Regions from separate parts of the Homo sapiens genome. Here region 1 is linked to region 2. The links are chromatin contacts, found by Hi-C or POLR2A ChIA-PET in ENCODE. All regions are on one chromosome and are shown on one strand. Each heading gives the region's core, a stretch centred on a gene start or an enhancer-like site at or near the end of the contact. The rest is flanking DNA. Distances are from core to core; before and after follow the strand shown. Region 1 has its middle 210 kb from the start of EPHA4. Region 2 holds the start of STK11IP (serine/threonine kinase 11 interacting protein).

Region 1 (7,359 bases), core at 2,472-4,971, 2.2 Mb before region 2:
ATGAGGAGATGAGGCTGAAAGGGGTCTGGCAGTCACATCATGAGAGACCTTATGAATGGTGTAAAGATCCCTAATATAATTTAAATGTGTGTCCTCACCCAAATCTCAGATTGAAATGTGATCCCCAATGTCGGAGTTGGGGCCTGGTGGGAGGTGACTGAATCATGAGGGTGGATTCCTTATAAATGGCTTAGCACTATCCCCTTGGTGCTATCCTTGTGATAGTGAGTGACTTCTGGTGACATCTGGCTGTTTAAAAGTGTGGCAGCTCACCCTCACCCTCTTTTGCTCCTGCTCTGGCCATGCAATGTGTCTGCTCCCCCTTAACCTTCCACCTTAACTTCCTGCGGCCACCCCAGAAGTTAAGCAGATGCCAGCATCTTGCTTCCTGTATAGCTTGCAGGACCATGAGCCAGTTAAACCTTTTTTAAAAACATCAATTACCCAGTCCCAGGTATTTACAGCAATGCAAGAATGGAGTAGTACAATCCCACAGTGTAGACAATGAAGGTCTCTCAAGGATTTTAATGAGAAAGATAGTATTAACCTGTTCTCATGCTGCTAATAAAGACATACTCGAGACTGGATAATTTATAAAGGAAAGAGATTTAATTGACTTACAGTTCTGCAGGGCTGGGGAAGACCTCAGAAAACTTACAATCATGGTAGAAAGGAAAGCAAACACATCCGTCCTCGCATGGTGGCAGCAACGAGAAGTGCTGAGCAGCAGGGGGAAAGCCCCTCATAAAACCATCAGATCTCGTGAGAACTCACTCACTATCGTGAGAATCTCAGCATGGGAGTAACTGGCCCCATGATTCAATTACCTTCCACCAGGTCCCTCCCATGACACACGGGGATTATGAGAACTACAATTCAAGATGAAATTTGGGTGGAGACACAGCCAAACCATATCAAACATGCATGGCCAGATTTACATATGAGAAAAATCTTACTGGCCATAGAATGGAGATGAACTGGGAAGGGGTGTGTGATGTGGGCAGAGTGGGAACTATTGCCAGTAGCTGCTTGTTATTCTCCTAACAGCGACTTCATTGTTTCTCTCTTCTTTCCCTACCCTGTCTGTGGACCCATGGTCAAAAGGTACAGTAACCAGAAATTCAGCTCACTTGGCCCAGCAGGTGGGCACGTGACCAAAATACCTAGAGTCCTTCTACCTCCTGTTTTTAAAATGGCCTTGGCAGATGTAGCCCATGGGGCAGATTGCATAGAAATCAAACACTAAATAGATTAACTGATTCCAATCAAGTGAAGGAGAAATCTAGACGAGAAGTTACTAAACTCATGAACTCAAAACAGGTGATGATAGGTAAAAGACGTTTCAAATAAATTAGGAAACAGTTTAGCTTTAACTCAGGAGATTCAGTTCAGCTATATGGGCCCCATTTTTAGGACATGGGGTTAGCATTCCCTAACTGTTGATTGTTTTAAAAAGGGCTTTCAGCTGGGCACGGTGGCTCACACATGAAATTCCAGCACTTTGAGAGGCCATGGTGGGAGGATTGCTTAAGGCCAAGAGTTCGAGCCCAGCCTGGGCAACATAATGAGAACCCCCCCCCCCACCCCCAACCCTGATCTCTACAATAAATAAATAAAGACATACATACATATATACATAAAAGGACTTCATCCTGCCTGTCAGGAAAGTTAAGACTATCAAGTTGAAGGGCTTTAGTCCCTAGTGTCTGTGTCTAAATTTCTGGTTAATGAGAAAAACCAATCAGTGGGAAGGTAGCTCCAGTTTTCTGGGAATTATAAAACTCTTTCCTTATCAGGTGTTTTCCAACCTTGGAAGATTTTAGAGTTAACCACAAGGAGGATGAAGTAAACAAAACCCACACTCTTCAACGTTTTTGTGTTGAATTTAAGACAACTGCAGTATGTCTGATACTTAAAGTGTTTGTAATGTTTGTAAAGTGTTTTTAACGTTTAAAGATTCTGGCATATAGTCAACCTTGTAATTAGCCATGTGATTCTAGTTTAAATGTCTAATTTAGTGGTTGATTTTAGACTAGAAAGTTCCAGGAGAAGCTGGCTAAGTTTGTAAACAGTATTGAAAGATTTAAGAGAACTTAAGGGTCACGATATTTAAAAGTTTAATTTATTAGATTTATAAGAATTGCTTAGGTTCTTGGAAAAGTTTTGCTTGTTAGTGAAGTATTTGAAGTACTTAAAAAGAAAATCATATATATTACATTTATAAATGTGGTTTAGACTGTTTAACTGAACTTAATTGCCAAAATTGTAAAGTATCCCTTAAAATTTTATTAGATTTATAGATAGAATAATAAGATTTGTAGTTTGAACTTAAAAGCTGGAAGAAAAAAAAAACTCCATTACATTAGTATATTGAATATTTATCTTAGAAACCAAGTTGCTGCACACAGTCTTTTATGTGTACAAACCTTGTCCTCAAGGACCTCAGAAAACGCCTAGTGATTATTTTTCTGGGATTTTTTGGACTGAGGTGAGGTGAGAGGTGACTTTTTCTCTCTGGGCTTGAGCTGAAAGGCTGGTGACCTGTGGACTGCAGTGAGAAGCAGCCTGTCTGCACTGAGAGAATGAAGCTGACAGGCAAGGTATTTCTGAAGGGATGTCAATTCCCCGTTCCGGTCAACCCTAGGGCCAGCTCCAGTGCTACCTTTATGGTGAGTTATGTGAACCGAAGCATTTTTAAAATTTTCTTTTGCTGGTTGGAGTTGAGTCTCTAGGGAGGAGCCAATATTAATGGCACCTGTGGGTAGGATTAGACTGTATAATTTGAAAAAGCAAAACAAAATAAAGAGATTTAATATTTTGGTCCTCACGTAGCTTCTTTCTGAGCGATATTTTCCTATTATCTTCTTGTCGTTTGAAAAGTCCTGGCTGTTGAACCCTGCCCTCTCCAGGGGCCCCTTCCCTCACCAAGGCCAGGGAGCTGGGCAGATCCAGGAAGAACCAGTTATCAGGGTAAGAATACTTCCCTTCTCCTCTCCCCTTCCCTTTTGTCCTTAAGTCTGAAGATATGAGAGCAGGAGGAGGAGCAGTGATGTGAGTAAACCTGAAGTCATTGTGCATTTTTTTCTCAGTTCATTATGTGACTAATCTCCAGGTTTAAAACAAAACAAAACAAAACAAAACAAAAAAACTCTAGTACAGAGAAAGTTGTGGATCTGTCATTAGGACTTTGAAATGGTGCAAGCTCAATAGAATTCCATTGGGTGGGGCCTATATCCTGACTTCAACAGTTAGAGGACTGTGATCCTGTTAATTTAAATTAAGAATTCAAATCAGAGGAACAGATTTAGGGGGGAAAACGGGGGTTTAGTTTAGTAAAAGAAGAGTTTGAGGTACTGTGAGTTAGCCTGTTGGGAATACCCTTTAGGCCATAGGACACACGGTTCTAAAATTTAGAAAGCAGACTGGGACTGGAGAAGCAGATTTTAGAATGATGGCTATTGAGATGGTTATTAAAGCCTGAGCTCCTGTGTTTTCTCTCCCTCTTGCTGGTTGAAAGTCATTTTGCTAGGCACTAGCCAGGGCAATGTATCAGTTAGGAATCTGTTTGGCTCAAGCAACAGCAAATCCATCATAGAGTGGTTCAAATAGATAAATTCCTTTCATTATTAACTAACAAATTCCTTGGAAGGAGGCCGCTACTGGCTTTGGTTCCATGACTCAGTGATGCCGGCCGGGTCCAAGGTTCCTGCCATTGTCTTGGCATTTCCCTCATGTTCTCTAGATGGTTGCTGTGGTCTCCAGGCACAGAATCTGCATTCAAGGCAGGGCCAAAAGGCAGACGCAAGTTATATTGTTTGTTTTAAATAAGAAAGCCTTTCTTACTCAGCCCAGCAGACTCCTGCTGAAGTTCCATTGCCTAACACAGTGTCACATGGCTACCTTTAGCTTCAAGGAAAGCTAGGACAGGAAGCAAATGAAAAGGGAGTTCAGAGTAATGGTAGAGTCAGCCTATGAATTATGATTCCTCCCACTAGAAGTTTACAGTGTCATGATTATTATTCCCTGACCCAGGAACCTAGGGTCCAGACCTGGTCCATGATGGATGACTTTTAGTTTGATCCTGTGATTTATTTTCTTCCTTCCTTGAAACTTTCTTGGCCTTCTGGAACTCAAGCAGTCCCTTTCCGAAGTCTGCAGAAGAAAAAAATTATTTAAGCATCCAAAAGTATAGAGGAAAAAAAAAAAAAAAAGAAAGGAAAGGAAAAAAATGTTGCTATCTGACAATTCTGGATCTTCTCAAATGTACAAAGTGTCTGGATAGTCATAACAGTCTCCAAACTATCCTTCTAAAATTTAAAGGTGGGAACAACTTTAATCTGATGGAGAATCTGCGTAAACAGCGGAGAACCTCTGGCTTTGGACTAAGATTCTGGCAAATACTGTCTAGCTGCACAGTTTTGAATTTGCCAGAAGCGTCAGGCTCTGTCTTGTCCTACTTGAACCACTGAGATATCCCTCCTAAAACGACAGTATTGCAGCAATTAAGTGTCTTATCATGGCCAAAAAAGAATAAAGGGAAAAAAAAACACACACACACAAGAAAAGAAATAAACTCTTCTATGGTTTCTTTGCTCAGGGTTGCTATTTTTACCATACCAGGTCAACGCAGGACACTAAAGTGTAAAAGTTAAATCTACATTTATCTTTAAGGAGCACATAAAATTGGAACCTCAGTTAGAAGAGCTTTGGTTTTATGTTCAAACCTCTCCATTGCTCTGAGAGGTTCAGTGGGGGACTTGCCATAGAGTTGTGCTCATAGAAAGATATTTGATTCCACCAAGTTGTGAACTGGAAGCTGAGTGCTAATCTTAGCCCCCACTGCCTATCATACACTGTAGAATAAAAAACTGCTGCCATGAAATGTTAACTTTACAACTTACTACTTGACTTCCAAAATGATTTTTCTGCTTTGTTCTGTATAACCCAAACATGTTGTTTATTTCCTAGTGGGAAGGTCACATACATCTTCAATTTTAAATACATCTCCCTTTAAGTAGCAATGAATGGTCTCCCCAGAACTTGCTTCCTATATCAGACATTTAGAAATCAAATATTTTTCCACTGAGTTTTTATTATGCATTTAACAATGCTTTGTTTTGATTTCTGATTGATGTTCCATTGGCAAAGGCTCCTAAATGCTCTAAGCATAAGATACCCTCCGCCTACAACTTCTGTGTCACGTCGTTAATATTTCATAGGATCTGAACATGCTGTAGGAGCTTATTAACCTATATAATGAGATGGAGAATTTTATTCACTGAAATTCCAAGGCCTGTTCCCTATGAGATTAATAGCAGTCACAGACTTCCCTGGGGGCCCTGTGTGAAGAGGAGGGGCACGAGTTGAGAGGGGAGTACTTGAGTGGAGTAATTGTATGGGAAAGAAGGAGAGGCAAGTGGCATCATGGCACCAGGAAAAGAAGGGGAGAAAGACACAGAGAGAAATACACACAGAGAGAAACACACAAAAAGAGAGTGGGTGGGACAGAGTAGGAAGCACAGCTACTATAGGATCTCTGGAGAGAAGGTATTCTAAGGAATTTTAGGATATTTTGCTCTGTAATGTGCTGTCTGTAGTTAAAATTGTGCACATTTGTCTTACTCTGTTTTGTATTGCTGTAAAGAAATACCTAAGGCTGGGTCATTTCTTTCTTTTTTTCTTAAAAAAAAATATTTACTTGGTTCATTATTCTGTTGGCTGGAAGATCAGGCATCTGGTGAAGGCCTCGGGCTGCTTCCAGGCATGGTGGAAGACCAAGGGTAGCTGGCATGAGATCACATGCAGAGATCTCATGGCCAGAGAGGAAGCAAGAGGGAAATGGAGGAGTGCCAGGCTCCTTTTCATAACCAGCTCTCGTGAGAAACAATGGACGAAGAAATTATTACGGCAAGCACAGCACTAAGCTGTTCATGAGAGATCCACCCCCATGACCCAAACACCTCCTGTTAGGCCTTACCTCCCACTGTGGGGATAATATGTGAGGCTTGAGGGGGGACAAACATCCAAACCTATAGCAACACTCTTTCAAAAAAAACTAAATATAAATATTTCCAAAATATAATACAATGTTATTAGCTATAGTCCTCATGCTGTACATTAGAACTTAAGAATTATTCATTCCACATAACCCTAACTTTGTACCCTTTCATCTTCCCACTTTTGCCCCTTCCCACCCTTGGTAACCACATTGTACTGTTTCTAGGTGCTCATCTTTTTTTTTTTTTTCCTTTTGGGGTTCCAAATAGAAGTAAGATTACGCAATATTTTTCTTTCTGTGTTTAGCTACTTGAAATTTGCTAAGAAAATAGATTTTATGTGTTCTTACCATAAAAAAAGGTTAAAATTTTTTAGAAATTTAAAATGCAATGTGTACTATGCCCATAGTATACATAGTTGGTCAAAGTATAATGAAAAATAGACTAATAATTACTTTGATCTGATCATTTTACATATATGTATCACTATGTGTCCCATAAATATGTATACTTATGTGTCAATTAAAAAATTGAATATTTTCAATAGAAAAATGAGGAGTAATTATTCCAGTAATCATAAAAATGATTAACTTCAATGAAGAGGAAACAAGATGATATCAGGAAGAAAACGTGAGGGCTTCACAGTTACTAGTAATGTTCTAATTCTTAAGATAAGAGGTACTTACATAGGTTTATTAAAAATAAATGAATAGGTTAGGCATGATGGCTCTCACATGTAATCCAAGCACTTTGGGACGGCAAGGTTGATGGATTCCTTGATCTCAGGAGTTCAAGAGCAGCCTGGGTAATATGGCAAGACCTTGTCTTTATTAAAAATTATTATAAAAAACTCAGTGGTGCATGGTGGCATGCACCTGTAGTCCCAGCTACTCTGGAGGCTGAGGTGAGAGGATTGCTTGAGCCTGGGAGATTGAGGCTGCAGTGGGCTGTGATCACACCACTGCACTCCAGCCTGGGTGACAGAGTGACCATGTCTCAAAAAATTAAAAAAAATTAATGAATATAATCAGTTTTTTTTTTAAAAAAAAGGATTTACACAATTTACTTAGCCACTGAAGTCAGATGTATGTTCTGAGAGATACACCAATGGGCAGGACTGGCCTCAAGCCAGCCAAGATGTATTTGGGATACACTCATAATTTAAGCCTCTTCACAATTCAACAATAAGGTTCATAATTTCAACTATAAGTAGCACGTTACAGAGTGAAACATCCAAACATTCCTAAGGATGCATCCTGGGCCGGAAGACTCCACCACAGCTGTGATTCCCACTCTATCCTGTCCATTCTCACTTTCTTTGTATTTATCTCCATTTCTCCCCGTGTGTATTTCTCTCTGTGTG
Region 2 (7,388 bases), core at 1,021-3,520:
TGAGCCATTGCACTCCAGCCTGGGTGACAGAGGTAGACTCCATCTCAAAAAAAAAAAAAAAAAAAAACAAAAACAAAAAAAAAAACACAAAGGGCAGGCGTGGTGGCTCACGCCTGTAATCCCAGCACTTTGGGAGGCCAAGGCGGGTGGATCACGAGGTCCGGAGTTAAAGACCAGCCTGGCCAATATGGTGAAACCCCGTCTCTACTAAAAATACAAAAATTAGTAGGGCATGGTGGTGCATGCCTGTAGTCCCAGCTACTCGGGAGGCTGAGGCAGAAGAATCACTTCAACCTGGGAGGGAGGCAGGGGTTGCAGTGAGCCGAGATCATACCACTGCACTCCAGCCTGGGTGACAGAGCGAGACTCCATCTCAAAAAAAAAAAAAAATTCAGGACACTGATGTTGGTACAATATGTATATATAGCTATATGCTGTTTATATAAATTCCTGCAGCCACGCAATCAAGATACAAAACTATTCTGCTGCCACAAAGCTCTTCTCCTGCTACCTCCTTGTAGTCACACATTCACACACCCACCATTCATCACTGAATAAATTAACAAGTCCTACAACCTGACATGAAGGATTCTGTATGTACTAGACACTGAGGATAGATACAGACATGGTTCAAGGACTCTTCCCACGTTCAAAGGGCCTCCTAGTTGTCTCCTCCCAGAGAAGGATATAAGACATTTGCAAAGTTATCAATACAAGCCAGGAAATGAAACTGCTACTGGCCAGGTGCTGTGGCTCACGACTTTAATCCTAGCACTTTGGGAGGCCAAGGCAGGTTAATCACTTGAGGTCAGGAGTTCAAGACCAACCTGGCCAACATGGTGAAACCCCGTCTCTACTAAAAATACAAAAATTAGCCGGTCATGGTGGTGCACACCTGTAGTCCCAGCTACTCAGGAGGCTGAGGCAGGAGAATCACTTCGTCCCAGGAGGTGGAGGTTGCAGTGAGCTGAGATTGCGCCACTGCACTCCAGCCTGGGTGACACAGCAAGACTCTGTCTCAAAAAAAAGAAAAGAAAGAAAAGAAAACTGCTATAAAGAGAGCTTCCACAGATATCGTCAATAGGAGCATGGAGTGATGGAGGACAGCTAACATTAACTGTAGTATGTACCAGATGACTTTGGTATCTCATTCAAACCTTCTCAGAATCTCTCAAAGAGAAGCACTATTAACCCCATCTTACAGATATGAAAATTGAGGTTCAAAAAAGTGAAAAATCTTGATGGAGATCATATAATTGGTAGGAAGTTACTTCTCCTATCTGATCTCAAAGCCAAGGCTTTTTCTACCACAACTAATGCCAACCAAGTATTCAACAACTACTGTGGCTCCATTATGCCCAGGCACAGTGCCAAGCATCAGGGAAATCATTACAATAACAATAGCTCCCAACTGTAAGCAGTTACTATACTTGCAGGCATTGTACTAAATACATGAATTAAAACGAATCCCCACAAATGTTAAGTACAATCACTATGCCAATCTGTGAGGAAAACTGAGCCTCAGGAAACAGTATGGCAAGTTTGAAAGAGGGTTGATATTCCAACCCAAGTGGGTCCGACTCCAAATCTCGTGCTTCTATCTACTGTATTTAGTACCTTGCTACACAATAATGATTATGACCGAGATCAGTCCCTGGTCCTGAGGGGCTTTTAGTCAGGTAATGATCACTTCCTTCTGACAGTGTCAGAGAAGGCACGGAGGGAGGGATACCGCCCTTTGGCCTCAAAGGACGGCTAGAGTTTAGGCTATCACAGGCAAAGGACACTGTAAGGGCGAACAAACCTGGGAAAAGTAAAGAAATTGAACTCTGACACCTGGTGACCCTACCAGTCGTAACTCCATGACTCTCAGGGCGTGTCTCCAGAAAGCACCACCCCCACCTCGTCCGAGGTCCGAGGCCCAGCCCAACCGGAAGTCCACTCACCGGACTCCCGCAGCAACCCCGCGAGCTTCCACAACAGGGAGTCCCTCTGAGCGGTCGTCATGGCCACGGGACGCTGGGGGGCGGAGCCTGGGGGGGGAAAGAGGAAGCGGAAGAGCCTCAGGTGGGCGGTAGTGCCAAAAGCCCAGGGCGTCCGCGCAAACCGAGGCGTCATGCGGAGAAAAAGGCGAGAAAGAAAAGAGAGGAAGAGCATCCTCCTGGCCGCCCTTTCGAGGAACATAAGTCCTGGTCAGACATACCGAACCTCCCCGTCTGGTCCTCCTACCAGCTCAGCTGCCCGGCGCCTATCAATGATGGAAAGGAAGTCCCGCCCCGGAAGAAAATCGAGCCAAGGGACGACCGGAAAACATGTCTCTGCCGCCGGAAACCGCGCCGTAGATCATGCAAACGAATCGAAAAGGGGCGGTGCGGGGGCTGTCTCCTGACCGCGGTGGTGGCTGCAGTGGTTCCCTGGGCTTCCTGGCCCGGAGCTGGGCACCCATTATTCCCCCGCCCTGCGCAGCCTGGGGCTCCCGCTTGGCTTTCGGCGAGCCTACCGCGCCGGTGAGGAAACCCTGACTCGTTTGCAAACTGGGCGGGGAAGCAAAGTTTAGAGAAATGGAGCTTTGTTAGATAAAAATTTTTTCAACGCAAACAGTCATTTTCCAGTGAAAGGAGAGCGTATCCGCCGTAGGATGGACTTAGATCGTGTAAAAGCTGAGGCCACCGAGGATATAACCTCCGGGGTCCTTTGCCTCCTTTTCCTTAGACTCCCTCCAAACTCGTGTATCTTTCCTTCAGCAGTACTGGGCTCCACGCGAACCTAGTCCTTTGTCTTTACCCTATTACCTTTCATAACATCCTAGTTGAAAAGTAGTTATTCAACCGCGTTTGAAAATGAGAACAGGTTCACAGAGGCTAGGTTACTTGCGAAGGTCGTTCAATTAGTAACCAGTAGCGCCAGGACTGCCAGTTTCTTGCTTCCGAATTCTCATGGTAGCTTTCACCAGGCTCCCCGTCAAATGCTAACGTCAACTACTGAACTAGATTAGCAAAAAGGTCTTTTAACAGAATTCCTGGTTTTCAGAGAGAGTTTCTTTCATGAAGCGCCCCATTTCTACAGAGGAAAATCAAAATGAATCCTAAGCCAGTTGAAAGGAGGGATAGGATCATAGTCATCTTTATCCCAAGTTGCCAGATTTGAAAGATTTTATTTTCTCAAGACAAAATATTTGAAATGGCAAATATTTCAAATATTTTGAATATTTGAACCACACAATTTCGCATTCATGGCATACTACTTGTGCTCTGAGCTGAAAGCCTTTTAGGTTAAATAAAGTAAGTGGAGATACATCCGAAGCAGCAGTGTTGAGCTCAGAAAAACAATACCCCAAAATACGGCGCTTTGGTATGCTGACTATTTTGAACTAAAAGAGACTGGAAGGCCTCAGGCACAGTCTCTCCGACCTTTTCCTGCCCTCCTGTCTCCCAGCCTTCTTTCTTCCCCAAGGCAAGCCATAGAAACCAGAATTCCTCTTCCCCAAGATGAGTCACAGAAACTAGAAGCCCTCTCCCCCAAAGCCAGCCATAAAACCTAAACTTCCCCCCACCTTTCTATGTAAGAGCTGGCCGTGGCCTGGCGCGGTGGCTCACGCCTGTAATCCCAGCACTTTGGGAGGCCGAGGCCAGCAGATCACCAGAGGTCGGGAGTTCGAGACCAGCCCAACCAACATGGAGAAACCCTGTGTCTTCTAAAAATACAAAATTAGCCGGGCATGGTAGTGCATGCCTGTAATCCCAGCTATTCGGGAGGCTGAGGCAGGAGAATCGCTTGAACCCGGGAGACAGAGGTTGCTGTGAGCCGAGATCACGCCATTGCACTCCAGCCTGGGCAACAGGAGGGAAACTCAGTCCAAAAAACAAGCTGGCCGTAAAGAACTTCTCTGGCCTACCTTGTCTGATAGGCCGTAAGACCCTCATTCTGGAAGAGATCCTGCCTCATACCTGGGAGGAAGGAATGCTACACAGAAAGACCTCGTTGGGTTTCCACCTGCTGTCTGTTACTATTAAGTGGCACACTTTTTGCCCAACCACATTACTGCAGGCTGTCCATTTTTCATAGAATCTAAGCATTAAAAACAAGTTTTCCCTGGCTCTTTGGGTAGCCATTTCTGAAGGCTCCCATGTCATGTAAAACTTTGATTAAATAAACTTCTTAGTTTATTTTAGATTTTTCTCTTAACCTATCTTGTTATACGAGCTCTGACCCTTATGATGAGGAAGAAAGGCATCACAACTTTTCAGCCCCTACAACAGCTAACTAGTATGCAAATATAAAGTCAGAGTAAGAGCTCAGTATATTTTGTTGAATTATTAATCCCATAACCTGACGATTGTCAGTCCCTGTTTATTAATCATCTGGAACTTAGAAGGGCAGATTCTCCCAAACAGTAACTGCCAACTCTACCCCTCTTAGGCAAGAAACAGATTCTTTTCAAGTCACTGACATTGCAGTGTCTTGAAATCTGTTTCAGCCGTGCCTTTTCAACCCATAGTTATTTTCTGAGAATTGCTCCACCCACATGGGTAGCCCCTGTAGCCAGGTTTGCTCTATATCCCTTTGCTTCTCAGAAACATGGAAGTGGACAAAGGGAGAAGCAAAGAAAGCTGAACTACAGAGGGAGAGAAAAATAGATCTACTAAGGGAAAGCAACAGGAGACTCCGTAGTTCTTGTTTCCCTCCCCCTTGTGAGGCCCACTCTCCTTTCTACCCTTGGCCTGTAGGGGAGGCCTTGGCTGCCTTCCAGAGAATTCTCCCCCGCTTTTTTTTTTTTTTTTTTTTGGCCTAAGTTAATCTGAATGTATTTCTGTAAATTGCTACCATAAGAACTTCAACTAAGACAAAACCTTTACAAAATGAAGTCTAGATTAGCAAATCTAAAAGGGAAAAAAATTCCCATTCATCATAGCAGCCAAAAAATCAATAAATTATAGATATAAATACAAATACACACATGCTTATAATATTTTGAGAAATATGCCAGATCTATGTGAAGAGAACAAGAGAACTTTAGGACATTAAAAATGACCCAGCCAGGCACAGTGGCTCACACCCAAAATCCCAGCACTTTGGGAGGCCAAGGCAAGTGAATCACTTGAGGTTAGGAGTTCGAGATCAGCCTGGCCAACATGGTGAAACCCTGTCTCTACTAAAAGTACAAAAATTAGCCAGGCGTGGTCGCAGGCACCTGTAATCCCAGCTACTCTGGAGGCTGAAGCAGGAGAATCACTTGAACCAGGGAGGCAGAGGTTGCAGTGAGCTGAGATGGCGCCATTGCACTCCAGCCTGGGCAGCAAAAGCAAAACTCCTTCTCAAAAAAAAAAAAAAAAAAAAAATTCTCTTTATTAAAATGGTGTGCAGCCTGGCACGGTGGCTCACGCCTGTAATCCCAGCACTTTGGAAGGCCGAGGCGGGCAGATCACGAGGTAAGGAGATCAAGACAATCCTGGCTAACACGGTGAAACCCCGTCTCTACTAAAAATACAAAAATTTAGCCGGGCGTGGTGGTGGGTGCCTGTAGTCCCAGCTACTCGGGAGGCTGAGACAGGAGAATGGCGTGAACCCAGGAGGCGGAGCTTGCAGTGAGCCGAGATCGCACCACTGCACTCCAGCCTGGGTGACAGAGCAAGACACCATCTCAAAAAAAAAAAAAGTATGCAATGCCATTTCAAAAATTCATGTTGCTGTAAAGTAGCATAACATGTATGGGCTGCTATTACATAATTTCATACTATCATCAATGAGTCTGTGTTTCTCGAAGACATGCTATGATATCACTCTGTTAACTTGCAAACACTCTTCTAAGTTTTAGTCTCCAGGACTGGTACTCCACCTAAAATCAGAAATGTCCAGTTGGTTCTTCTAAGCACCAACACCAGCTGCACATGACAAAGAATTCCTAGCACTCTGGTACTAGGGAGGCACTACTCATCTGCCTGGGGCTCCACGCCCATGTTATTGTGTGGAGAGAGAGCTGCTGCTGGTAGCTTCCCTACCACCCCGAGTTTCCTGGAGTAGGCTGTGCAAAGTGCTGATGATAAAAGAGGGTAAGGAAAGGTGTGCTGGTTACTAGCTTAGGTTTCGGGGATGAAAAGAAGGGAGAAGGCCGGGCGTGATGGCTCATGACTCTAATCCCAGCACTTTGAGAGGCCAAGGCAGGTGGATCACTTGAGGTCAGGAGCTCAAGACCAGCCTGGCCAACATGGCAAAATCCTGTCTCTACAAAAATTAGCCAGGCGTGGTAGTGTGCATCTGTAGTCCCAGCTATTCAGGAGGCTGAGGCAGGAGAATCGCTTGAACCCAGGAGGCGGAGGTTGCGGTGAGCTGAGATCACACTACTGCACTCCAGCCTGGGAGACAGACTGAGACTCCATCTCAAAAAAAAAAGAAAGAAAAGGAAAAAAGAAGGGAGAAGAGAGTATCTTCATACAAGAATGAAGAATGACTGCCAGCCGCATAATATAGATCTCAGATCCTGCTTATTTCTGATACCTTGAACCATGCGAGACCCAGGATCCTTGCCTACAGGGGAACAGAAGTCATATTTCACCTTTAGGATACAAGCCATTGTCCTGGGTCTAGACCTCCCTGTTCTGATGCTGCAGCCCCCAACAGAAGATCAGATAACTGAGACCTACGGATTCCACCAAAATGAAAATGTTACACTTGGGTTGGGGGTGAAGGGGGGTGAAATTGGATGATCTATTTGTTTCATCATCTTGCTATCTTTAGCTGGGCATGGTGGTGGGTGTATGTAGTCCCAGCTATTCAGGAGGCTGAGGCGAGAGGATTGCTTGAGCCCAGGAGTTCAAGGTTGCAGTGAGTTGTGATCACACCACTGCACTCCAGCCTGGGCAACAAGGTGAAAAAACTTGCTATCTTTGTGTAGTAGGAAAGGGGGAAGGATGGAAGAGAATGAAAAGGTATGATTACCTCCAAATATAGTTTTGGTAAAAAGAGTTTGTACCAGAGAGGAATCCGTATGCCTAGTAGCCACAGCCCCAGGATGAGTGGCCGGAGGTAGTTCTTTCTATAAGTAACCTTGGCTCTGCTACTAGACTTGGCCACAAAAGACTGGCCCAGGAATTAACTCAGTTACCAAAGTCAAAAACATACAGGACACATCAGCCACACTGGAGGAGGTCTGGCATGAGAACTCCGAGTTAGACCATGACCAGGCACGCTCATCAGAGCCTGGTTCCGGAAGAGATTTAATTTGAGGCACACAGAGGGAAAGCTGGGGAGGCAGAAACTAAGCTCACCGAGAAATCAGAGAAGCTGGGGCCTGAGAATGACTGACTGAAAAGAAAGCAACAGAATAACAATATTCCAGTGACCCAGCAGCCGCTCCACTCTCCCCTTATGAGAGGAGTTGACCATTCTGC

Evidence for each region. Hi-C counts contacts between places; a loop is a spot of excess contacts on that map. ChIA-PET counts read pairs that join two places held with the same protein, here RNA polymerase II (POLR2A).
Region 1: a map of endothelial cell of umbilical vein shows a loop between it and region 2 (6-fold over the local background). The contact joins the enhancer-like site here to the promoter of STK11IP in region 2. A Hi-C loop is called at or near these places in 1 of 168 maps with a recorded cell type or tissue (endothelial cell of umbilical vein). POLR2A ChIA-PET finds 5 or more read pairs at or near these places in 1 of 52 experiments (WTC11).

The regions. Positions count from the first base shown.
Region 1 is chr2:221,776,198-221,783,556 of GRCh38, reverse strand. No RefSeq gene overlaps it. Among named protein-coding and RNA genes, the nearest start is that of EPHA4, 210 kb to the right of the region's middle. Within about 2 kb of position 3,721, at least 5 of the 41 ENCODE cell types and tissues checked have a DNase peak (open chromatin) inside an H3K27ac peak, as active enhancers do; they include endothelial cell of umbilical vein, where a contact is called at or near this core.
Region 2 is chr2:219,592,739-219,600,126 of GRCh38, reverse strand. It overlaps STK11IP (serine/threonine kinase 11 interacting protein), which reads right to left and starts at 2,270. Exons shown (of 25, transcript NM_052902.4): 1 at 2,204-2,270; 2 at 1,947-2,033. The coding sequence starts at 2,007. RefSeq lists enhancers at 1,829-1,888, 2,099-2,318.